Linked DNA regions of Homo sapiens: all the other regions are linked to region 2. A link is a loop called in an ENCODE intact Hi-C map of the cell type or tissue named here. Cell type or tissue: OCI-LY7. All regions are shown on one strand. Region 1 has its middle 72 kb from the start of FLJ13224. Region 2 overlaps LOC124902913 (a long non-coding RNA gene). Region 3 overlaps DENND5B (DENN domain containing 5B). Region 4 overlaps DENND5B (DENN domain containing 5B). Region 5 has its middle 52 kb from the start of FLJ13224. Region 6 overlaps DENND5B (DENN domain containing 5B).

Region 1 (4,000 bases), 390 kb before region 2:
TATTACAGCCAGCCAGGTGCAGCAACAACATCCTATTTTAGAGTCAGTTCCTAGGACCACATCCAGTACCAGCTGTCACAGGTGGAGTTCACTGGGAAACACACTCTGAGACACCGAGATTTCTATACAGAAGTTATTGGAGAGTAATCGCAGAAATAGCACCTGTAAGTGTTGAAAGACAAAGAATTTGGCAGATAGAAAAGTCGAGCTGAGCCTCAGTGGGTCCATGGAGAGCTCTGGATCTGGGATGGCCCTTCTGAGATATTGCAAACTGAGGCATGGTGGACAAGTCTTGGTACCTCACAGGAACCAGTCATTGGATGTGCACGGTCCCTAGGGAGGGAGCTTAATCTTGGGCAGTGTCTTTCTTTGGCTAAAAGCAACACTGGGAAAGCAGCACAGGTGAGAGGTGCCAGGCAGCGGCTCCCCCAGCGGCTGGAGAATGAGCAGTGCCTCAGTCCTGGAGGGGAATCCGGGCAGCACCCACAGCATCCACAATGCCCTGCAGCACTGGGAGCAGCCCTCACCTTTCTGAGACTGTTTCTTGACCTGCAAAATAAGGGAACACAGTTGGTTCTTGAGCAGTGTGGCGGCTAGGGGGCACTCCCAAAAAACCTAAGAACCTATTGTTGACCAGAAGCCTTCCCACAGAAACAGTCGATTAACACATATTTTGTATGTGGTGGGTATTATATCCTGTATCTTTACAATAAAGTAAGCTAGAGAAAAGGAAATTATAAAGAAGAAAATATACATTTACGCTGGGCACGGTGGCTCACGTCTGTAATCCCAGCACTTTGGGAGGCCAAGGCGGGTGGATCGCCTGAGGTCAGGAGTTCGAGACCAGCCTGGCCAACATGGTGAAACCCCATCTCTACTAAACGTGCAAAAATTAGCCAGGTGTGGTAAGCGCCTGTAATCCCAGCTACTCGTGAGGCTGAGGCAGGAGAATCGCTTGAACCCGGGAAGCAGAAGTTGCAATGAGTTGAGATCATGGCACTGCACTCCAGCCTGGGCAACAGAGACTCTGTCTCAAAAAAAAAAAAAAAAAGAAAAAAATAGAAAATATATATTTACTATTCATTACATGGAAGTAGATCATCATAAAGGTCTTCATCTTCATCATCTTCACATTGAGTAGGCTGAGGAGGAGGAAGAGGAAGACGAGGAGTTGGTCTTGCTGTCTCGAGGTAGTAGAGGTGGAAGAGGTGGAGGAGGTGGAAGGGGAGGCAGGCGAGGCAGGCACACTCGGGGTAACATTTGTTGGAAAAAATCCGCACAGCCTAGGCAACAATGCAAAACCTCTCTATAAACGATAGAAAAATTAGCTGGGTGTGGTGGTGTGCACCTGTAGTCCCAGCTACTGGAGAGGTTGAGGCAGGAGGATCACTTCAACCCGGAAGGTCAAGGCTTCAGTAAGCCATGATCACGCCACTGCACACCAGCGAAGGTGACAAAGGGAGATCCTGTCTCAAAAAAAGAAAAGAGAAAAACTCCGTGTAAAAGTAGACCCACACAGTTCAAACTCATGTTGTTCAAGAGTCGACTGAAATAGCTACCTCAAAGATGTCCAAAAAAGCAAATGCAAAAACAAATGCAAGCAATTTGTGAACTGTTAACAAGGTTATTCTTCTCATCCTAAAGTCTGGAGCAATCTCATCACCATCTTTCTATTATGCCCCACACCCACTTCTCGTCTCAAGAAGTCAGTATTTTACTTTTCTACCAGGATTTAGCTTTACTGTCCACTTTACTGCTTCTCCAAAAAGTTGCAGTGATGATGTTGAGAAGTGACTAATTCATTAGGTATATCTTTATTTTTCACCATAAATTAATTTCTAAAATAGGCTCTATAATTACCAAAACTCTTCTAGTCTATAATTGGGGGTTCTATAAAACATAAAATTACAGGATTTATAGTTCTTTAAAATGGAAAAGTGCTCTCAAAAAATGTTACTAGTTCAAAGGAGATTCATAAATGAATCATGTAATTTTAAGCAATTCTCACTAGATGGAGCTAGTTACAAATAAATACTTTTTTAATATTTTTCTTCTTTATTTTTAATTTTTTATTTTTATTTATTTTTTATTTTTTGAGGAATTAACAGTCTTTATTGGGCTCAGATCAGGAGGCCGTGGGTCTTGAGGACCTCTGTGTATTTGTCAATTTTCTTCTCCACGTTCTTCTCGGCCTGTTTCCGTAGCCTCATGAGCTGTTTCTTCTTCCCGTAGTGGATCTTGGCTTTCTCTTTCCTCTTCTCCTCCAGGGTGGCTGTCCCTGCCTGGTACTTCCAGCCAAACTCGTGAGCCAGGCGCCCCAGATAGGCAAACTTTCTTGTAGGCTTCAGACGCACAACCTTGAGGGCAACAGGAACCACCATCCGCTTTTTCTTGTCGTAGGGCGGTGGGATGCCATCAAACACCTTGAGGCGGTCCAGAGCGGCCTGGCCTCGCTTGGTCTTGTGGGGCAGCATACCTCGCACGGTCCGCCAGAAGATGCGGCTGGGGGCCCGGAAGTGGTAGGAGCCTCGGTAAGAGTTGGTGTTCATCCGCTTGCGGAGGAAAGCGAGGTACTTCAACTTGTTTCTGTAGAAATTGCCAGAAATGTTGATGCCTTCGCAGCGTACGACCACCACCTTCCGGCCCAGCAGTACCTGTTTACCACGATGGCCGCCAGGCGGCCCAGGAGATGGCCTCGACCATCAAGCACCAGGACCTGCACCTCTGCCGTCTTCGCCAGCCGCTTGGGAAAGGCTTTTCTTCTCTTTAATACAGGAATATTTTAATTCCTTGTAAGGAAAATTTCCTGGATAATTCCATGTATTTTAATAATCACAGAGATAGTCTTATTCTTACTCATTCATTACCAAAAATAAAGACTTCAGTAACAATTTATACTCCATAGAGTATACGATCTCATCTATTTTGACATCCAAAAAAAAAAGGCAGAAAGACAAAACGCAAATTCTGAGGCAGAAATTAAGAAAATATAATTCTTATTTTTTATTTAATTTATTGTTTGTTCCGCTGTTTGAATGTTTATCTTCCAGGAGCCTACAGAAGTGAGGGAAAGTATCTGCAGGCTAATTTTAAATAACACGAGACAGAGATTAAACATTAAATATAAAAAAAAAACCTTTTAGCTTACTTATTAAACTAGGAAGAATTTTCCTTAAACACATCACTCAAATTGGTCTGCAATGCATCAATAAATGGAGAACATAGATCTCACCTAGGAAATATTTTATACATTGTGGACACTACAAAAAAGCTCATCAGAATATAAAAATTTTCAAGTCACAATCCCCTAAGCAGACTAAAAACAAGTTAGCGTTTAACCTGAAATCAGAAGTGCAAACTCTGTAAAAATAAAAATATTGCCATTGTTCTCAGCAATCTATGAATAAATCCTACAACTCCTTAAAGTCTTTTCAATAAAATGAACCATGATCTCTTGACAAACTCCTTGCTTAAATGGCAGGTAACTTTTGAAGCTGGACTTCTCAATCTGTCAAGAGAAGCAAGCTGCATTGGCAGCATTGCTCGCTTTTGAAAATCACCTTCTGAACAGAAGGTCCAGCAAAGACCTTCAATGCAACACTCCCTGTATATGTGCAAGTCTGCATGAGACGTCCTCCCGCAGGTGCAACTCCCAGCCAATGAACCAGAAACAGATGAAAGACAAAAGGGGAAAGTCGAGGTCAAATGTTTCAGTTTACCCATGCTATCCCAGATAAAATGCCAAGGGCTTTTGGAATAAAATGGACAATATGCAAAGATGAGGTGACCAGATGTCAATAATGTTGGGAATTTAAAATGCATGTACCACACATGAACACAATTCTTTAAATGCAGCTGCAGGAAGTTCCGTTTGGGGGTCATCCTCTTTGAAACTCCCTTCTGGGCAGTACTGCTTGTCATTTCTATCATCTGATACATCTATACTTCCAAATAATCCTAACTGATACTCAAAGTGATGCCTTGACACCCTCTGAGGTTC
Region 2 (4,000 bases):
TTCCCCATGCTGGAGATTTCTTTCTTTCTTTTTTTGAAAAACAAAAAACAAAAAAACAAAGTCTTGCTGTCGCCTAGGCTGGAGTGCAACGGCACAATCTTGGCTCACTTCAACCTCTGCCTCCCAGGTTCAAGCGATTCTCCTGCCTCAGCCTCCCGAGTAGCTGGGATTACAGGCTTCGTGCCACCCCGCCTGGCTGATTTTTGTATTTTTAGTAGAGATGGGGCTTCACCATGTTGGCCAGGCTGGTCTCAAACTCCTAACCTCAGGTGATCCACCCACCTCGGCCTCCCAAAGTGCTGGGATTACAGGCATGAGCCACCATGCCCAGCCTTTTAAATTTATTTTAAAAATAAACGTATTTCTTACAGTTCTGGAGGTTTGAAAGTCCACAGCTGTTGGGCTGCATCTGGTGAGGGCCTTCTTACCGCAGCATAACATGACAGAGAGCATGACAGGGCAAGAGGCCATTTTCTTGTCTGAGAGTTTGATTTAGTCTAGAATCTGACCCCATCTTGACATAAACACCACTGGCTCAGATAAATATTAAGTGCAACAGTTTACCTAATTTAGTTATTTATTTGTATTCTTTTATTTTTATTTTATTTATTGAGAGGGGTTTTGTCATGTTGCCCATGCTGGTCTTGAACTCCTGGACTCAAGCGATCCTCTCACTTTGGCCTCCCAAAGTGCTGCGATCATAGGCTTGAACTACCGCGTCCAGCTAGTTTATCTAATTTAAAGACATCAAAATCTAAAGTCAGATTCTTACTTAGATTTGGTGTTTCAGATTTCAAAGAGATGAGATGTCACCAGATAAAAACTACTAGGTGGTAACCAGGCGTGGTGGCTCACGCCGTAATCCCAGCACTTTGGGAGGCTGAGGCGGGCGGATCACGAGGTCAGGAGTTCAAGACCAGCCTGGCCAACATGGTGAAACCCCGTCTGTACTAAAAATACAAAAAAAATAGCTGGGCATGGTGGCAGGCACCTGTAATCCCAGCTACTCGGGAGGCTGAGGCAGGAGAATCATTTGAACCCAGTAGGTAGAGATTGTAGTCAGACGAGATCTCACCATTGCACCCCAGCCTGGGCGACAGGGTGAGACTCTATCTCAAAAAAAAAAAAAACAAAAAACGACCAGGTGGCTCACGCCTGTAATCCCAGCACTTCGAGAGGCCAAGGTGGACCGATTGCTTGAGCTCAGAAGTTCAAGATCAGCCTGGGCTACATAGTGAAACCCTGTCTCTAAAACAAACAAACAAACAAACAAACAAAAAACAAACAAACAAAGCTTAGCTGGGCGTGATGGCGCATGCCTTTAGCCCCAGCTACTCAAGAGGCTGAGGAGGGAGGATCACTTGAGCCTGGGAGGCAGAGGCTGCAGTGAGCTATGATCGTGCCACTGTACCCCAGCCTGGGTGAGAGAGTCCCTATCTCAAAAAAATAAAACCAAAAAACTACTGGGGCCACGTCAGAACTGAAAGAGTTCTGCAGGCCCTTCAGAGAAAGGAGAAGTGAGAGTCAATTAACCTCAAGATTACATTTAAAAGCATTTTCCTCTTTAGTATAGAGGTGTGTTAAAAAAAAAAAAAGCATTTATACGAGGTATGTGAGGTATGTTAGTGAAACAGCAAAAACCTAATTATATCCTAAATAACTGGCACGCTCTAGGTTACAAATAGCAATTTGTAAAAGACCCATTGAATGAACACATTAAACAGCAGGTTGCTTATTCCTTCTCAAACCGCACTAAAAAATTCCTCTCTCGCATGTGTAGGTCCCAGAGCCAGACAGTTATGAGATGATGGTGCCCCCTGGTGGCCAATGTGGGGAGCCACCCGGCCAGGCGTGCTTCCTGGCTTTGTGCCAGCCATGCCTTTATTCTTTGGTTGGTTGGTTGGTTGGTTGGTTAGTTGGTTGGTTGGTTGGCTGGTTGAGACAGAGTCTTGCTCTGTCGCCCAGGCTGGAGTGCAGTGGCGATTTCGGCTCACTGCAACCTCCGTCTCCGAGGTTCAAGCAATTCTCCTGCCTCAGCCTCCGGAGTAGGTAGGACTACAGGCGCCCACCATCAAGCCCGGCTAATTTTTGTATTTTTGGTAGAGACGAGGTTTCACCATATTGGCCAGGCTGGTCTTGAACTCCAGACTTCAAGTGATCCACCCGCCTCTGCCTCCCAAAGTGCTGGGATTACAGGCATGGGCCACCGTGCCCGGCCAGACCATGCCTTTACTTTTGCACATATGCACAGTATTTCTGAAAATCAAGTGAAAAAGTTGGATTTATATACTCTATGTGAGTTTACATGTTATGGGGATTTCCATTTCCAGAGAATTAAAATGGATAATCAAATGTTTAATTTCATTTCACAATTTTCAAATATTTCTTTCCTTCCCTCCCTCCTTCCTCTCTTTCTTTTTTCTTTCTCTTTCTTTCTTTCTTTCTTCTCTTCCTTTTTTTTTTTTCTTAGACAGAGTCTCACTCTGTCGCCCCAGCTGGAGCTCAGTGGTGCAATCTCGGCTCACTGCAACCTCTGCCTCTCAGGTTCAAGTGATTCTCCTGCCTCAGCCTCCTGAATAGCTGGGACTACAGGCCTGTGCCACCATGCCCAGCTAATTTTTGTATTTTTAGTAGAGACAGGGTTTCACTATGTTGGCCAGGCTGGTCTTGAACTTCTGACCTCAGGTGATCCACCCATCTCAGCCTCCCAGAGTGCTAGGATTACAGGCGTGAGCCACTGTGCCGGGGCAGCAGGCCTTTCTTGACTGCAGATTTTCTAATACATGAAAACAGCCACCAATTGCAAAAATATATTAATTTTCGACAGGTACAAAAGGCACTTTGTGAATATCAGTATGCAGTTGGGTACACTTATCCGGAATTAAACCTGTCTCTCCTGGAGCTACATGCCACAGGCATCTCACACAGGGGCCGCTGTTCTGGAACACTCCTGTGAGCCAATAAAGGATCAACAGCTTCTCTTCAGGCCAGGCGCAGTGGCTCACACCTGTAATCCCAGCACTTTGGGAGGCCGAAGGGGGCGGATCACCTGAGGTTAGGAATTAGAGACCAACCTGGCCAACATGGTGAAACCCTGTCTCTACTAAAAATACAAAAATTAGCCAGGTGTGGTGGCGGGCGCCTGTAATCCCAGCTACTCAGGAAGCTGAGGCAGGAGAATCACTTGAACCTGGGAGGCGGAGGTTGCAGTGAGCTGAGATCGCACCACTGCACTCCAGCCTAGGAAACAGGAGTGAGACTCCATCTTAAAAAAAAAAAAAAAAAAAAAAAGCTTCTTTTCAAGAAAAAGCCATCCAGTGAATGGGTACCACTCACAAAATGAAGTTACTGTTTTTTTTTTTGTTTTTCGTTTTTTGAGACGGAGTCTCTCTCTGTCGCCGAGGCTGGAGTGCAGCGGCGCAATCTTAGCTCACTGCAAGCTCCGCCTCCCGGGTTCACGCCATTCTCCTGCCTCAGTCTCCCGAGTAGCTGGGACTACAGGCGCCTGCCACCACACCCGGCTAATTTTTTTTTTTTTTTTTTTTGTATTTTTAGTAGAGACGGGGTTTCACCATGTTAGCCAGGATGGTCTCGATCTGCTGACCTCGTGATCTGCCCGTCTCGGCCTCCCAAAGTGCTGGGATTACAGGCGTGAGCCACCACGCCCGGCCTTAATATTAAGCTTGTTTTGCTATAGAGTTGAAACTAATTTGTTTGCAGATTGGGCACAAACTCTCTCCCCCTGCAAAACCAAATTGTTCGGTAAGCCATGAGTTACCTCTTTCATCGACCTCAGGCTTATTTTGGCATATTCAATAGGCTGATTTAAGCCTTTGGAGCCACTTCTATAAGTAGTCTGTAAGAAATAACACACCTTAGCTGGGCGCGGTGGCTCATGCCTGTAATCCCAGCACTTTGAGAGGCTGAGGCAGGCGGATCATGAGGCCAGGCGTTTGAGACCAGCCTTACCAACATGAGGAAACCCCGTCTCTACTAAAAA
Region 3 (4,000 bases), 120 kb before region 2:
AAAAAAAAAAGTTAACCCCAAGCCATGAAGAAACCTTGGCCCATTATCTATTTTTTCCATTTCTTCATCACATTTGAGCTTTCATCATTGATGATAGCAGTCATTTTTCTGTTCTTTGGTTGCAAAACAATATACGATTTATGTGCTCCTTCAAGACTGATATAATATCTGACTGCCATTAACACCTACCTTTTCAAGAGCTGACCATCTGATCTATATATTATTTAAGTTCTTTCCTTTGTTTCTTGGGCTGCTCAACTTTAATGCAATTTATTTTCCTGTCTGTAATTTTAAAAAATTTCAGGCTGGGCCCTGTGGCTCACACCTTCTAATCCCAGCACTTTGGGAGACTGAAGTGGGAGGGCTGCTTGAGTCCAGGATGTTGAGGCTGCAGTGAGCCCTGATCGTGCCACTGCACTCCAGCCTGGGCAACAGAGTGAGACCCTATCTCAAAAAAATTAAAAAGAAGAAATTAGAGCATATAGAGAAGTAAAACAGAAATAATTAACACTGTGTGTAGATACCTTCCCTCCTGAATTCAACAAATGTTAACACTTTGCTATATTCATTTCACAACTTTTTAAAACAGAAATATGAATCTTAAATTCGGCTGGGGAAAAAAAAACAGAAATAAAAACTTTAGATAAATGAAAATTCCCTCAGCTGGAGCTCAGAACATCAGCCTCCATTCTGCACATCCATATCTTTCAGGACTGTTTCCTACATGTATAAACTACCCCACTACAACCCACGGTGATTCCTTTTTTCTCTAAGCCCTACCCACTTGATTATCTAATATAGGCAAATGTTTGTTTTGTTTTGTTTTTCTGTGAGAATGTCCTCTATCCTGCGCTTAAAGCGGACTATGAGTAGTTAGCACCCTGTATCACACCCAGCTCTATGCCCTAATTCTGTATTGGCTGTTTGCTGCCTTTGTCTTGAGACTTAAGGTGAAAACCATCTTAGCTGAGGTGAAGGGCAGTGAAAAGTATAGCACAGTACTGAATGAGAAGTGCATAGAAATATGAACTGATAAAAGAAACAATCTCTCCATAACTACACAAGCTTCAGTTAAATTAACAGCTGTAGCCTTAGTTTTACTAACGATTGTATTTGGACGTTAGTCTGTAAAAGAATTCACCTCCCATAGGAACAATGTTATAAGATGATTAAGTCTCCTCATTTCCCAGCCCTAAACTAGTAGGGGTGCTTTTAATGATCCAAGACTGGGATCTGGGAAGGTCAGGGAGGAGAAAGTGACAGAGATCAAGTTCAGAAGTCCTTGAATCCAGAGTTGATGAAGGGCTGGGAAGTGAAGCACAGGGGTTCTGGGAGTCTAAGAAGTCAAATGACACTTTGGGGATCATCAAACACTATGAAGTTTATCCTTTACTGTGCCTTTCTGCCTCACACTAACCCTTCCTATAACTTGTTACCTGCAGCTATGTACTCTTGCCTTTGCAGGTGGATGAGAAAGTGGGGGCTCCTTCCCTCAACTCAGCCTTGCATTGCTGGAATAAAAAGCCTGAGTTCCCAAAGGTAGATCTGCGGGCAGTCTCTGCAATGGGAGCAGTGCAAAGTGGAGAGGCAGGGAAAGAGCTTTATAAACTGAAGCTCTGGAAGTCAGAAACCTCTCACATTCAGCTTCTCTGATTACACAGCTCATCTTTCCTCCTCAACCAGACTGGATGTCCCACTATCAGAGACTATGAACACATAAAACTTGATTCAAATATTTTAGGAAATAACACTACACAAACAAATAATTCAAAAAATGTTAGACTTGAATTATCTTTAAGAGCCTGAGCAGTCCCTCTCCCTCTCTCATTGTTTACATTAGGAGAACACAGATGCTCAGCTAACATGGTTTGCCTAAGGTGAGAATTAAAGACAGAGCTGAGGCTTGAATTAAGAGTCTCCAGAAACCCAGTCTCAAAGACAGTGTCTTCCTCTATTAAATGTCCACCTCTGTACCCTTGTGCCAGGACCAGGGCTAAGCATGTAAGCATGAGGCACATACTCAATAAAAATGGGCCAACAGACTTTTCTACATGTAATCTGTGAGCTTTGAGGCACTATTCAAATATACCTTTTTTTTTTTTTACTAAGATAGTTAGCAAGCAAATATCTTCAAGCAGCTTTTAATCAAGCTTTTAGTACTGTATATTACCTTCCCTTCTCAAACTAACTTAAAATCACCTTAATTCCACACTCACTGCATCATACTCAAAAGCATAGCTAATTTTCTGGGTTTTTTAAATCTTTTTTTTTTGCCTCATGCTGTGCTAATTTAACCTCATCTTGGTAAACAAGAAAATGGTCCTAGTTTGACAGACTCTAGCTGCAGCAACTGCAGCTGGCCTATATGCAAACCAATTTTGTTCATTCTTTATCCTGGCAGGGAGCCCTGCCCTAGAATTGTTTTAGGGCTAATCAGCATTAAACCTGCGTCAGAAATGTTGCTGAAAGCAGCCCTAGAGCAAGACCACAGCAACAAAGCTCTTCAGGAAAGGGATGACAAATGCAGCAGCTATGTAAAAATCTATGGGAAGACTTTTGTTCATGAGAGTAAAAGTGGGGCCTAGCTTCTTTTCTGTGCTTTGGCACTTATCCTGTGGAAATGACTTCGAAAGGAGATACGGAAGACAAACGATGCACCAAATTTGCTCTATTTCTTTCTTTCTGGGTGCTTGGTGATTAGCCAAAAAATGTTACTAACTTCAGATGGTAGCAAATGGTAAAGAAATTAGATTTGCATCCTTTGCTACTCTCTGAACTTGAAAACACTGCATGACTTGTCTTTTTGAAAACACTGCATGACTTGTGAGTTAGCATGATTTTCTATAGGATGAACCTGAGGTACAAGAAACAGATGTGCATAATGACACCTTGAGTAGATATAAACAACTCTGTCTAAAAACTTTGTTAATGGATAAATTCCTTAACAACAAATGATTAAATATTGGAGTGGTTTTCTTTCTACTCATCTGCTGGATTCAGTCTGTACCTTTCAGTGTATCACATTCATTTTACATTAGAATTTGAATGTATTAGCAATCTAATACATTGTTAGTAACTTTCACAAGTACTCACAAAAGAAGGCCATTAGGCTTCCCTAAATGCCACCAGATCTGTGGGGCTCACACAGAAGTCAAAAAAGGACAGTCCATTTTTGTCTGATCACTGTAGTTCTTGAACATATGGTTGCTTTCTGTGTCTGCTCACTTAATTCTCATTAAATGACTAGTAAATCAGTAACTGCAACAGATAAGCATGCTTCAGAATTTTTTTATAACAGCTTTATTGAGCTATATTGCACATACCCTTACACTCACCCTTTTAAAGTATACAATTCAGTGATTTTAGTATATTTATAGAGTTGTGTGAGCATCACTACTATCTAATTTTAGAACATTTTCATCACCCCAAAAAGAAACCCTGCACCTCACCTTAGCAGAGAGACTTTTTGATATGGTAGCCATCCCTGTTTGCTAGGTGTGTTTGCTACCTGTTCAGGCATTTCTTGGCCTGTGTCAACTGGAACATGGCAAAAAAATTTTATAGTGTTTAGGCAATAAATGAAAACCCTCATAAAATGTGTTTCAAATAAGCTTTTTCTCTAGTCCAATCCTATCCATGTACCAGCTTGGAGACTTTCATTCTAAGAAATAATTTATTTGCAGAAGAGTTAATAAACACTATCCAACTTACAGATATCAAAATGAATTGTGATAACATCTACAAAAATCAGTTTCCTGCAGATATTCTGCGTTGAAGTTCTTACTAATCAACTATAGGGTGCTATAGAACTTTTTAACCTTGTTTCCAAAATATGGGAAGACAATTTTGCATTATTGCAGTTTCCAGGCACTTATAATGAATTAAAATGAAACAGCTGTTAATCATATGCAGCAAATCTCTAGCTAGTATAGAAGTTAGGCACACCTAGCATAGAAACTAGGCAGATAATGGAACTGAAATAAACTTAGTAAGCAAAGAA
Region 4 (4,000 bases), 89 kb before region 2:
GGTGGATGGCTTGAGCCCAAGAGTTTGACACCAGCCTGGGCAACACAGTGAAACCCATGTCTACAAAACAAAATAAAACAAACATTAGCCAGGTATGGTAGTACATGCCTGTAGTTCCAGCTACTCAAGAGGCTGAGGTGGGAGGATCACTCGAGATAGAGGTTGCAGTGAGTCAGGATCACAACACTGCACTCCAGTATGGGTGAGAGAGTAAGACACTGTCTCAAAAAAAAAAAAAAAAAAAAAGTGGGGGAATATGTAAGGTAACAAGAAAATCTACACAAAAGCTTTAAAAATGGAAAGGAAATACAGTGAAATATTAACACTGTATGGCTAGTGTTTGTACTTTCAAGTTATTTTTTCTTTGCTTTCTAGTTTTAATAACCAGGCATTTTCTGTGATTTTAAAAATTCTTTCTCAAATTAGAAACTATATATATATGCTATATATATGACCCATATAATAACAAATCTAGGTAAGTTGGCTTTATGTTACAGCATATTTGTTTTTCCCATTTCAAAATGTTATTTATTAAGCACGGTGTCGTTCTATAACCATTTTCTGAACATTTCCCCAAATCTTTACCAAAACAAAGCTCTCTTAAATTCTTTCTCCATTATATTTCTTTTCAACTCCTCCCTGAGTAATACATATTTAGTGGGAATAAAGTTTTTATTTTGGCCAGGTGCGGTGGCTCACACCTGTAATCCCAGCACTCTGGAAGGCTAAGGTGAGTGGATCACTTGAGGTCAGGAGTTCGAGACCAGCCTGACCAACATGGTGAAACCACATCTCTACTAAAAATACAAAAATTAGCCAGGCATGGTGGTACGCGCCTGTAATCCCAGCTCCTCAGGAGGCTGAGGCAGGAGAATCGCTTGAACCAGGAGGCAGATGTTGTAGTGAGCCGAGATCACGCCACTGCACTCCAGCCTGGGAGACAGAGCGAGACTCCATCTCAAAAAATTTTTATTTCCAAGAGTATAAAATTATTCTGCATTTAAAAGCAACATTATAACCCCACATCTAAAAGACCCAGGGAGGAGTGAAAAACATTTGTTGGAAGTGTACTTTCTGTATACTAAGTTTCCTTGTTCTATAAAAATATGGTAATATTTGTTTGATACATTCGACAACCGCAACCAAAATTTATTTTGAGTTTACAGTCCGCAACATGAATTTCTAAAAATATCATACTAACATTCAAGTTTAATTGGCACAGACATATCTGCTATGTTTAACAGAAACAAAGAGTCACACATGGGGAATGACAGTTCTGAGTTTTTCTCTCTTTCCAGCAAATATGCTTCATTAGCCATTACGCTTTTTTCCTCTAGAGTTTCTCTGAGGTCACTGCCATGTTGCTTCCTATCAGACAAGTTAACACTGAGGAACCTGTGCCTGTGTGCAATCTCAGCAGATTTGCACTTATTGTTGTGTTACTTTTCTTTTTTTTACATACACATTGTTAAACATATATCTAAGGCCAGAGAAAAAGGGAAAAGTATAATGAACTCCCATGTACTCACTACCCAGCTTCAATAATTATCAATAGTTTACTATTCTTGTTTTATCTACTCCCCTCCCAACTTTTTAAGACAGGGAGCAGGCATTGAAGTATTTTAAAAGAAATCTTAGACATGATTAGATGAAAATTTCCGGCTAGCAAACTAAAAAGTTTTTTGTTTTGTTTTTGAGACAGAGTCTCGGTCACCCAGGCTGGAGTGCAGTGGCACAATCTTGGCTCACTGCAACCTCTGCCTCCTGGGTTCAAGCGATTCTCCTGCCTCAGCCTCCTGAGTAGCTGGAACTACAGACACATGCCACCAAGCTGGCTAATTTTTGTATTTTTAGTAGAGATGGGGTTTCATCATATTGGTCAGGCTGGTCTTGAAATTCTGACCTCGTGATCCACTCGCCCCACCTCCCAAAATGCTGGGATTACAGGCGTAAACCACTGCACCCGGCCTCAAACTAAAAAGTTTGTTTTGTTTTTTGAGACGGAGTTTTGCTCTGGTTGCCCAGGCTGGAGTGCAATGGTGCGATCTTGGTTCACTGCAACCTCTACCACCGGGTTCAAGCAATTCTCCTGCCTCAGCCTCCCAAGTAGCTGGGATTACAGGCACCTGCCACCAAGCCTGGTTACTTTTTTGTATTTTTAGTAGAGGCAGGGTTTCACCATGTTGGCCAGGCTGGTCTCAAACTCCTGACCTCAGGTGATCCACCAACCTCGGCTTCCCAAAGTGCTGGGACTGAAGGTGTGAGCCACCGCACCCAGCCTCTAAAAAGTTTTAAAGGCATTTGTCTTCTTTCGCTTAAAACGTAAGATATTAAAAATATTAAAATATTAAACTTAACATCTAATATAGTTCACATTAGAATCCAGCCAGGCACAGTGGGACACATTTGTAATCCCAGTGCTTTGGGAGGCCGAGGCAGGAGGATCACTTGAGCGCAGAAGTTCAAGACCAGCCTGGGCAACAAAGTGAAACCCCACCTCTACAAAAAAAGTTTTAAAAATTAGCCAGACATGGTGGCATATACCTATAGCCCCAGCTATTCGGAAAGCTGAGGTATAGGATCACCTGAGCCCAGGAGGTCAAGGCTGCCGTGAGCTGTGATCGCTCTACTGCACAGCAGCTTAGGCAACATCTGTCTCAAAAAACAAAAAAAAAAGAAGAAGAAAAAAAAAAGAATTTAAGCGACTCTCTCACCAGAAGCAGAACCCACAGTATCTAAGACCAGGTTCTTTTCCTGGCAAGACATACTGCCACTTTAAAAACTTGACTACATCACAAGACCTCTTGGACTCCTGAACCTAGTTCAATAAACAAATAAATGTTTAGATCATACTCGTTTTGTCAAACAACAATAAATAAATAAATTTCCTGTATAATTTTCAACTCATGAGAACCTGACATTTTCTCAAATGTTGTGTTATACACCAGAGCAGAATCTGTAAATTAATCAAACCTCTTCCTCCTTTGGGTAAAAGGACAGACCTTTCAACAAGTGTGCTTTCAAGGAGACCAATTTAATTAATTAATGGCTATGTATTTTTCTAAGGTCAGAACTACAGTCCCCATATGCAGAGAATATATTATTGGGTACAGCTGAAAACTGGTTCCTTTTGGCATAACATCAATAAACAGAGTACTACTGAAAGCCAAGGGTTTTTTTTCCTTTAGAGACTGGGTCTTGCTTTGTCAACCCAGGCTGGGGTGCAGTGGTACGATCATAGCTCACAGCAGCCTTGAACCCCTGAGCTCAAGTGATCCTCCTGCCTTAGCCTCCTGGGTAGCTCGGGGTACAGGCACCTGCCACTATACCTGGCTAATTCTTTAAAAATTTTTTTAGAGACACGAAGTCTCGCTTTGTTGTACACGCTGTTTCTGAATTCCTGGCTTCAGGTGATCCTTCCGAGTGGACCTCCCGAAGTGCTGGGATTACAGGCATGAGCCACCATGCCTGGCCAAGTTCATTTTTAAATTCTGACTTTAGTAAGAAAGTTTAGAAATGAGAGATAAAATGTAGCATCTGCCCCTATCAGCAATGATAACCAAGTCTTCTTGTTATCGTAAAACGGCACTGACTTTTTCCTTAATTCTAAGAAAAGGAATCCTGATTTTTTAAAAAATGTGCATAAAACTTAAGGTTACAATTTTTAAAATTATTCTGAAACAAATATTATTATTTTAATTACGCTATCTATATGGCTCTAATTTTCTATTCTTTAGAAAATTATTACTTTCTTGGGTCCTATGGGTTTCCATAAAAGGCCATTCTTTTTTTTTAATGTGACTATTTTTTTTAATTTTTATTTTTATTTTAAGTTCCAGGGTACAGGTGCAGGATATGCAGGTTTGTTACACAGGTAAATGTGTGCCATGGTGGTTTGCTGCACCTATCAACCCATCACCTAGGTATTAAGCCCAGTATGCACTAAATATATTTTTCCTAATGCTCTCTTCCCCCATCCCAACCTCCAACAGACCCCAGT
Region 5 (4,000 bases), 360 kb before region 2:
CATTTTTACAACTGCTGAATCTAAATTTAACTGCTGATTTTCTACCATCCATTTTCAACCTTCTTTAAAAAGCCTGGTGAGTAACTTTATCTGTCATGGCCCATTTCAATGCCCTCAATAGTAAAACCGGCGAATGTGGAGACCCATCCTTAATGAAGAGACCAGTTTGGTCATTCTTACTATTTTCCATGGATTTTCAACATGATTAAGAAAAAATAATTTGAGGCTGAGAATTGTAGTTACCCAACTGAATGGAAGGCAAAGGAAGAAACTAGACGCTCCCAGGTAACTGCCCAGTTTTTGTATTTGTTTTTCCTTTCCACCAATGACAAGGTATGCTCAATAACTTTACTCCCGAAGGAGGATATCCCATTCTGAAAAACACACCACTGTATGCGATAAAGGCAGGGGGAGGAAACATTACACTGTGGGAGAGGGAACAAACGTTTGATCAGCGTGTAACAGAAAACAGTTCTGGCAACTATTATTTCTTCTTCTCCCTCAAATCCAGGAAAGGTCCATAGGCCATTTTCTGTAATATTTCACCAACCAAAATGATCTCTTGGACTTGAAAATAAACGCCCCCATTTCCAACCCTCCATCACTCTAAAATTATTAGTGATCTTCAGGTACTTGAAAAAGTAAACTTCTGGCCAGGCGCAGTGGCTCATGCCTGTGATCCCAACATTTTGGAAGGCCGAGGCAGGCGGATCACTTGAGGTCAGGAGTTTGAGACCACCCTTGCCAACATGGTAGAACGCCATCTCTACTAAAAGTACAAAAATTAGCCAAGTGTGGTGGTGCACACCTGTAGTGCCAGCTGCTTGGGAGGCTGAGGCAGGAGAATCGCTTGAACCCGGGAGGCGGAGGTTGTAGTGAGCTGAGATCGTACCACTGCACTGTGACAGAGCAGGCTCCATCTCAAAAAAAAAAAGTAAACTAAACTTCTTATTGAAATGTAATGCACAGAGAAGTATGCAGCTCTCTCCAAACCTTTTTTATCTCTTTCCAATTATTTTTTTAAAAAAGTATATGTGCCCCAGCATGCTTCCTTGTTATGAACTGTGCACAGGTAGGACTCTGCTAATATTATGTAAATTATAAAACATATACAAACAGGACAGGAGAGAAAATGAGGAAAAATCAACAGAAATAGGAGTTCTAATTTTTACTTTGCACACTTCAATGGGCCAGTCTTACATATAACTTTAGAAATCACAGCTTTAAAGACAGTGGCAACACGCTGCATTCACAACCAGGTTGACTGGAGGCTTTAGGAAAGGTTTGGTAGCTTCTGGCCTCAATGGTATGACATCAACTCAATCTCCAAAAATACACTGGACAGAAATCCAGCTGTCCTAAAAGTTTAGAAATGTGGCCACCATGTCTGTGATATCCAAGGGTTGCAAATCACATTGCATGTCTTTATCCGCAACGGCAGTCTTCTAGGAAAATGGCATTTGGGGAAGGAAGAAGGTGGATACAAATATACCTTCTTCCTCCTTTGTGATAATATAAAATTAATTACAGAAAAAGTAAGGGTTGGCTCTTAGCTGTTATTAAAGATTAAAATTATCTTGGTCAAAGGGAAATAGAAATTAGGTTCTCCAAACTTTTAAAACGTGTTTCTAAGGTTTACAGTTGAGGTGAAATAATTGCTTAGCTGACTGTGGATGAAGCAATGAAATAACTCCAGTTTTAACTCACTGGGTAACCATTAGGTAAGCTTCTGCATCTATAAAAACTGTGTTAAACTGGATGTGCCTACAACACTGAGTATGACGTGTAACTAGCACCACCTAGTGGACATTCATATGGCAATACGCGATAAAGGAAGCTGCATGGCCAGGATGGAAAAGTTGCTGGTCACAGTAGCAGCAAAGGGCTTAGCTAGTTCTTCCTGGCAGCCTCCTCAATAATTCATAGTTTACTGGGAATCATATATCAAATAGTTTTAGCTCTTCAGAAGAAAATGAAATTTATAATTAACTGCATTGCCCGGGTGCAGTGGCTCACACCTGTAATCCCAGCACTTTGGGAGGCCGAGGCAGGTGGATCACAAGGTCAGGAGTTCGAGACCACCCTGACCAACATGGTGCAACCCCGTCAAATACAAAAATTAGCTGGGCATGGTGGCACACGCCTGTAATCCCAGCTACTCAGGAGACCGACGCAGGAGAATGGCTTGAACCTGGGAGGTGGAGGTTGCAGTGAGCCGAGATCGTGCCATTGCACTCCAGCCTGGGTGAGAGACTCTGTCTCAAAAAAAAAATTAACTGCATTATGACAGACTTTTTTCCTTTTAGCAATTGAAACTGGCATCCCAAGGATGCTCTAGATACAGTCATAAAGATAATGCTTACTGCATCTCTCATCACTGGCTTACTTGGAAAAGAACAAAAAAAAAAAAGTTATAAAGAAAATCTGCCTGGACCAGGGGTGATAGCTCACATCTGTAATCTCCGCACTTTGGGAGGCCAAGACAGGAGGAAGGCCTGAGGCCAGGAGTTTGAGGCCAGCCTGGCCAATATAGCGAGACCCCAGCTCTATTAGAAAGAAGAAGAAGAAGAAGAAAATCTGCCTGATAAAGAGCTAAAGAAGCAGCCTCAAGCTGCTAGAGCCACAAGCGCCCCTGGAACTGTGCACTTAAATAGCATTGTCTTTAGCACTAGCATAACTGGGCAAAAGGAGCACCATCTCTGTAACCTATAACTTGAATGGTGCTTGCCCCCTTGGAGTTGTTCAAGGAGTCTAGACTGGCCAAAGCAGGCAACCGGCCTGGCTTCAATAACTATGCTTGGAACTTTGGGCCTTGAGGCTAAGAGGTGTGTTGTACTATTTCAGCATGTTTTATGAATTGGTTCCACAGAGCTGTTACAGCACAGCCAAATTTTACTCTTCAAAAACCATCCTAGGTATTTTATTCTCTTTGAAGCAATTGTGAATGGGAGTTCACTCATGATTTGGCTCTCTGTTTGTCTGTTATTGGTGTATAAGAATGCTTGTGATTTTTGTACATTGATTTTGTATCCTGAGACTTTGCTGAAGTTGCTTATCAGCTTGAGGAGATTTTGGGCTGAGACAATGGGGTTTTCTAGGTATACAATCATGTCATCTGCCAACAGGGACAATTTGACTTCCTCTTTTCCTAATTGAATACCCTTTATTTCCTTCTCCTGCCTGATTGCCCTGGCCAGAACTTCCAGCACTATGTTGAATAGGAGTGGTGAGAGAGGGCATCCCTGTTTTGCGCCCGTTTTCAAAGGGAATGCTTCCAGTTTTTGTGCATTCAGTATGATATTGGCTGTGGGTTTGTCATAGATAGCTCTTATTATTTTGAGATACGTCCCATCAATACCTAATTTATTGAGAATTTTTAGCATGAAGGGTTGCTGAATTTTGTCAAAGGCCTTTTCTGCATCTATTGAGATAATCATGTGATTTTTGTCTTTGGTTCTGTTTATATGCTGGATTACATTTGAAGTCAGTGTGGCGATTCCTCAGGGATCTAGAACTAGAAATACCATTTGACCCAGCCATCCCATTACTGGGTATATACCCAAAGGATTATAAATCATGCTGCTATAAAGACACATGCACATGTATGTTTATTGCGGCACTATTCACAGTAGCAAAGACTTGAAACCAACCTAAATGTCCAACAACGATAGACTGCATTCAGAAAATGTGGCACATATACACCATGGAATACTACGCAGCCATAAAAACTGATGAGTTCATGTTCTTTGTAGGGACATGGATGAAACTGGAAACCATCATTCTCAGCAAACTATCGCAAGGACAAAAAACCAAACACCGCATGTTCTCACTCATAGGTGGGAATTGAACGATGAGAAAACATGGACACAGGAAGGGGAACATCACACACTGGGGACTGTTGTGGGGTGGGGGGAATGGGGAGGGATAGCATTAGGAGATATATCTAATGCTAAATGACGAGTTAATGGGTGCAGCACACCAACATGGCACATGTATACAT
Region 6 (4,000 bases), 230 kb before region 2:
ACTCCCGACCTCAGGTGATCCGCCTGCCTCGGCCTCCCAAAGTGCTGGGATTACAGGCGTGAGCCACTGGCCCGGCCAGAGCTACGAGTTCTTAAAGCACTTTATTCTTTGTATCTCAGTGAGAAGGCATCACCATGCTCTAACTTAGGGATGATGGCATCTTGAATTAGTTGTGCAGCAGAGATGGAAAGAAGTAGGTAGACATGAGAGAGACAGCTTAGAAATGGCAATGATGGGGGTTTTAATGTACTTTCATTATTGTTAGATGAAGAAAAGCCAAGGGTTTTAATATTTTATATACAGGTGGCTTTGAGTCTACTGCATGGATAAGGCCAAACTGGGCTCCTGGGGGCGGGAGGGCATCATGACTCTAAGTGGAAACTGCTATTTCGAGACCCCAAGGAACATGAGAATGGGACATTCAGTTCGTACCATTTCCTTCCTCAAACACAACAATTATTTGTCCTCTTCCTCCACCAAGATCAACCTGTGTACAGGCTTAACCCCATGGAACTATTTCACCAAGTAAGACTGAAAATTGACTACAATATTAAAAGGTGGCTGTTTGTTTTGTTTTGTTTTTTGAGACACAGTCTCACTCTGTCACCCAGGCTGGAGTGCAGTGGCACAATCCTGGCTCACTGCAACCTCTGTCTCCTGGGCTCAAGTGACCTCAGCCTTGCAAGTACCCAGACTACAGGTGCATGCCACCATGCCCAGCTAATTTTTGTATTTTTTGTAGAGATGGAGTCTCACCATGTTGCCCAGGCTGGTCGTCTCAAACTCCTGGGCTCAAGCAATCTGCTCACCTTGGTCTCCCAAAGTGTTGAGATTATAGGCATGAGTCACTGCGCCTGGCCAAAAGGCATTTTTATAGAATCATTCTATAAATGTCACCATGTGGTCTAAAACCAGTAAGCAGATGCTTGAACCCAGGAGGTGGAGGTTGCAACGAGTGAAGATCACACCACTGCACAGCCTGGGCGAAAGAGCAAGATTCCGTCTCAAAAAAAAAAAAAAAAAAATCCATAAGCATGAATATCAGCTCTCCTGTCCTTTTGCCAAAGGATGACCAGGTTTGGGCAGAAAACATTTTACAGTAGGGAGGAGAACCACCGCGGGGAAAACATTTATTTGAATATTTCCTGCTTGCTAGAATCTGTGCTAGACCCTGAAAATAGTAGGAGAAGACCTAGAAAGCCCCAAAGCACATCATTACAAGTGAAAAATAGAGCTTAACAATGAAAATGCAAAACAAATTAGTATATAAGCTGCTTAAGACAACTTTAGACATATAATCACAAAAATGATCCTGCACGCTTTGAGTGTTCCTCTATTTTATTTGATTCAAGGAAAAATGAAAAAGCCAGACAGAATCATCTGTAAAACTACACGTGATACATTCTTCTAGGAAAGGTATTAGCTGAACCTACCTCAAAGGTCATTTCGAGGAGGTTTTTGGGAATCTGCATTACTCCTGTGTCTCCCAGCTCTCCTGATACACAGATCCAAGGGTTTGATGTGATTATTGCATTGCTCAGCTTTTTGATTGGGATGATCACTGACCTATACGGAATCACTGAAAGAAAAATGCAGAAATTAATTAAAAAGCGGGAATAAAATTCTCCTTATAACAAAACATATATTAAGAACTCTTGTTGGTTTTCATTGATAATTTGCTTTTTATGAGCTATCAAGATGTACTTATACGAAAAGTTGAGATCATAACCTTTCAGTCTAGAAAGATGAGATCTAGTTTGCAAACCAGAAGTCTCAATACTCGTAGCAGTGGTTTTCACAGCATGTATATCATCATGTATGTATGATGCATATATCAACATTAAACGTATGAACAATCTCAAGCATTAGCACGAGAATACCTAAAGATGTGAACACTGACTGTGTATATTGTGTTTTCATTGCTTAAATTTTCTTAAAAATTAATTTTGTAACAAAATTGAATAGAAATGAACATGATTACTGATATGGTTTTATATAAAAAGAGGGGTGGATGACTTCTTGGACAGTATTGAGTTTCTTGGGCAATGCTTTAAAGCACTGCATTTCAGAACTTTCCTGTCCCAAGTTTACAGAACAATATGCAAAAACCACAAATAATAAACAATGGAACCTCCACTCTGGACATATCGTGAAGTCTATAAACCACAACTTTGAAAGCTATTAAGGTGACTCACACGCAAGAGGAGCCCAGGGAGGCTCTTCCACAGACAGACCACTAGATGTCACTGCCCTATCACTGTCCTTTGCTCAAATGTGGAAGCACGAGAGGTTAGATGTTATGCATGTCCTCCCTTCTTTTTTTTTCTTTTTTTTTTTTGCCAACATGGCAAAACCCCGTCTCTACTAACAGTACAAAAATTAGCCGGGTGTGGTGGCAGGCGCCTGAAATCCCAGCTACTTGGGAAGCTCAGGCAGGAGAATCACTTGAACCCGGGAGGCAGAGGTTGCAGTGAGCTGAGATTGCACCACTGCATTCCAGCCTGGGCAACAGAGTGAGACTCTGCCTCAGAAAAAAAAAAGAAAGAAAAAAGAAAACGGCTGGATGTGGTGGCCTGTAATCCTAGCACTTTGGGAGGCCGAGGTGGGTGGATCACAAGGTCAGGAGCTTGAGACCAGGCTGACCAACACGGTGAAACCCCGTCTCTACTAAAAATACAAAAATTAGCCAGGTGTGGTGGCACACACCTGTAATCCCAGCTACTCAGGAGGCTGAGGCAGGAGAATCGCTTGAACCCGGGAGGCAGAGGTTGCAGCGAGCCGAGATTGTGCCATTGCACTCCAGCCTGGGCAACAGGAGTGAAACTCCATCTCCAAAAAAAAAAAAAAAAAAAAAAAAAAAGTGCAGACAGGGCCAGGCACGGGGGCTCATGTCTGTAATCCTACCTAGCACCTTGGAAGGCTGAGGTGGGCAGATCACTTGCGCTCAGGAGTTCATGACCAGCCTGGGCAACAAAGTGAGACCTTGTCTCTATACAAAATAAAAAACATAATTAGCCAGGTCTGGTGGTACACACTTGTAGTCCCAGCTACTCAGGAGGATGAGGAGGGGGGATCCCTTGAGCCAGGGAGGTCAAGGATGCAGTGAACTCTGATCCCACCACTGCACTCCAGCCTGGGCAACACAGCGAGACCCTATCTCAAAACAAAAAGGGGGCAGATGGTTTAAGCACATAAGCATTTTTGTCCATCACAGCCATACATTTCTGGTTTTTTGTTTGTTGGTTTTCTAGAGACAGGATGTAGCTCTGTCGCCCAGTCTGAAGTGCAGCAGCCCAATCAGTGTTCACTGCAGCCCTGATCTCTGGGGCTCAAGCAATCCTCCCATCTCAGCCTCCCCAGCAGTTGGGACTACAGGTGCACGCTACCACACCTGGCTAACTTTATTTATTTAGAGTTTCACTCTTGTCGCTCAGGCTGGAGTGTAGTGGCACATTCTTGGCTCACTGCAACCTCTGCCTCCTGGATTCAAGTGATTCTCCAGCCTCGGCCTCCCAAGTAGCTGGGATTACAGGCGTCTGCCACCTCGCCCAGCTAATTTTTGTACTTTTAGTAGAGAAGGGGTTTTGACATATTGGCCAGGCTGGTCTCGAACTCCTGAACTCAGGTGATCCACCGGCCTCAACCTCCCAAAGTGTTGGGATTCCAGGCATAAGCCACCGCGTCCGACCTCTAGCTTTTTTTTTTTTTTTTTGAGACAGAGTTTTGCTCTTGTGGCCCAGGCTGGAGTGCAATGGCATGATCTCGGCTCACTGCAACCTCTGCCTCCCGGGCTCAAGCGATTCTCCTGCCTCAGCCTCCTGAGTAGCTGGGATTACAACTGCACACCACCACGGCCAGCTATTTTTTGTATTTTTAGTAGAGATGCGGTTTCACCATGTTGACCAGGATGGTCTCGAACTCCTGACCTCAGGTGATCTGCTCACCTCGGCCTCCCAAAGTGCTGGGATTACAGGCATGAGCCACCGTGCCCGGCCCCTAG

What was found. Peaks named below come from ENCODE experiments on the same cell type or tissue, not always from the same donor. Only the 100,000 strongest peaks of a DNase experiment are listed, where the experiment ranks them.
Region 1: it touches region 2 in a loop (6-fold over the local background); 29 of 110 quality-filtered maps call a loop at or near these places.
Region 3: it touches region 2 in a loop (2.6-fold over the local background); 6 of 110 quality-filtered maps call a loop at or near these places.
Region 4: a loop joins it to region 2, with 2.9 times the contacts of the local background. A loop is called at or near these places in 3 of 110 quality-filtered maps.
Region 5: it touches region 2 in a loop (4-fold over the local background); 4 of 110 quality-filtered maps call a loop at or near these places.
Region 6: a loop joins it to region 2, with 13 times the contacts of the local background. A loop is called at or near these places in 107 of 110 quality-filtered maps.

The regions. Positions count from the first base shown.
Region 1 is chr12:31,249,869-31,253,868 of GRCh38, forward strand. It overlaps the pseudogene RPL13AP22. Among named protein-coding and RNA genes, the nearest start is that of FLJ13224, 72 kb to the right of the region's middle. RefSeq lists an enhancer at 2,541-3,080. In OCI-LY7, CTCF peaks have their summits at 599, 1,996 (motif pointing right) and 2,219; no DNase peak of the experiment used is centred here.
Region 2 is chr12:31,635,015-31,639,014 of GRCh38, forward strand. All of the region lies in intron 1 of LOC124902913 (a long non-coding RNA gene), which reads right to left. Among named protein-coding and RNA genes, the nearest start is that of ETFBKMT, 23 kb to the right of the region's middle. In OCI-LY7, a CTCF peak has its summit at 1,818 (motif pointing left); DNase peaks (open chromatin) are centred at 1,487, 1,797 and 2,470; H3K4me3 peaks cover 1,293 bases; H3K27ac peaks cover 1,476 bases.
Region 3 is chr12:31,516,488-31,520,487 of GRCh38, forward strand. All of the region lies in intron 1 of DENND5B (DENN domain containing 5B), which reads right to left. Among named protein-coding and RNA genes, the nearest start is that of DENND5B-AS1, 71 kb to the right of the region's middle. RefSeq lists enhancers at 1,993-2,530, 2,531-3,067 and a silencer at 2,268-2,562. In OCI-LY7, no CTCF peak of the experiment used is centred here; a DNase peak (open chromatin) is centred at 2,404; H3K27ac peaks cover 981 bases.
Region 4 is chr12:31,545,726-31,549,725 of GRCh38, forward strand. All of the region lies in intron 1 of DENND5B (DENN domain containing 5B), which reads right to left. Among named protein-coding and RNA genes, the nearest start is that of DENND5B-AS1, 42 kb to the right of the region's middle. In OCI-LY7, no CTCF peak of the experiment used is centred here; no DNase peak of the experiment used is centred here.
Region 5 is chr12:31,270,270-31,274,269 of GRCh38, forward strand. No RefSeq gene overlaps it. Among named protein-coding and RNA genes, the nearest start is that of FLJ13224, 52 kb to the right of the region's middle. In OCI-LY7, a CTCF peak has its summit at 1,801 (motif pointing left); a DNase peak (open chromatin) is centred at 1,812.
Region 6 is chr12:31,401,065-31,405,064 of GRCh38, forward strand. It overlaps DENND5B (DENN domain containing 5B), which reads right to left. Exons shown (of 21, transcript NM_144973.4): 15 at 1,434-1,579. Among named protein-coding and RNA genes, the nearest start is that of LINC02387, 34 kb to the left of the region's middle. In OCI-LY7, a CTCF peak has its summit at 2,231 (motif pointing right); DNase peaks (open chromatin) are centred at 2,257 and 3,317; H3K27ac peaks cover 1,458 bases.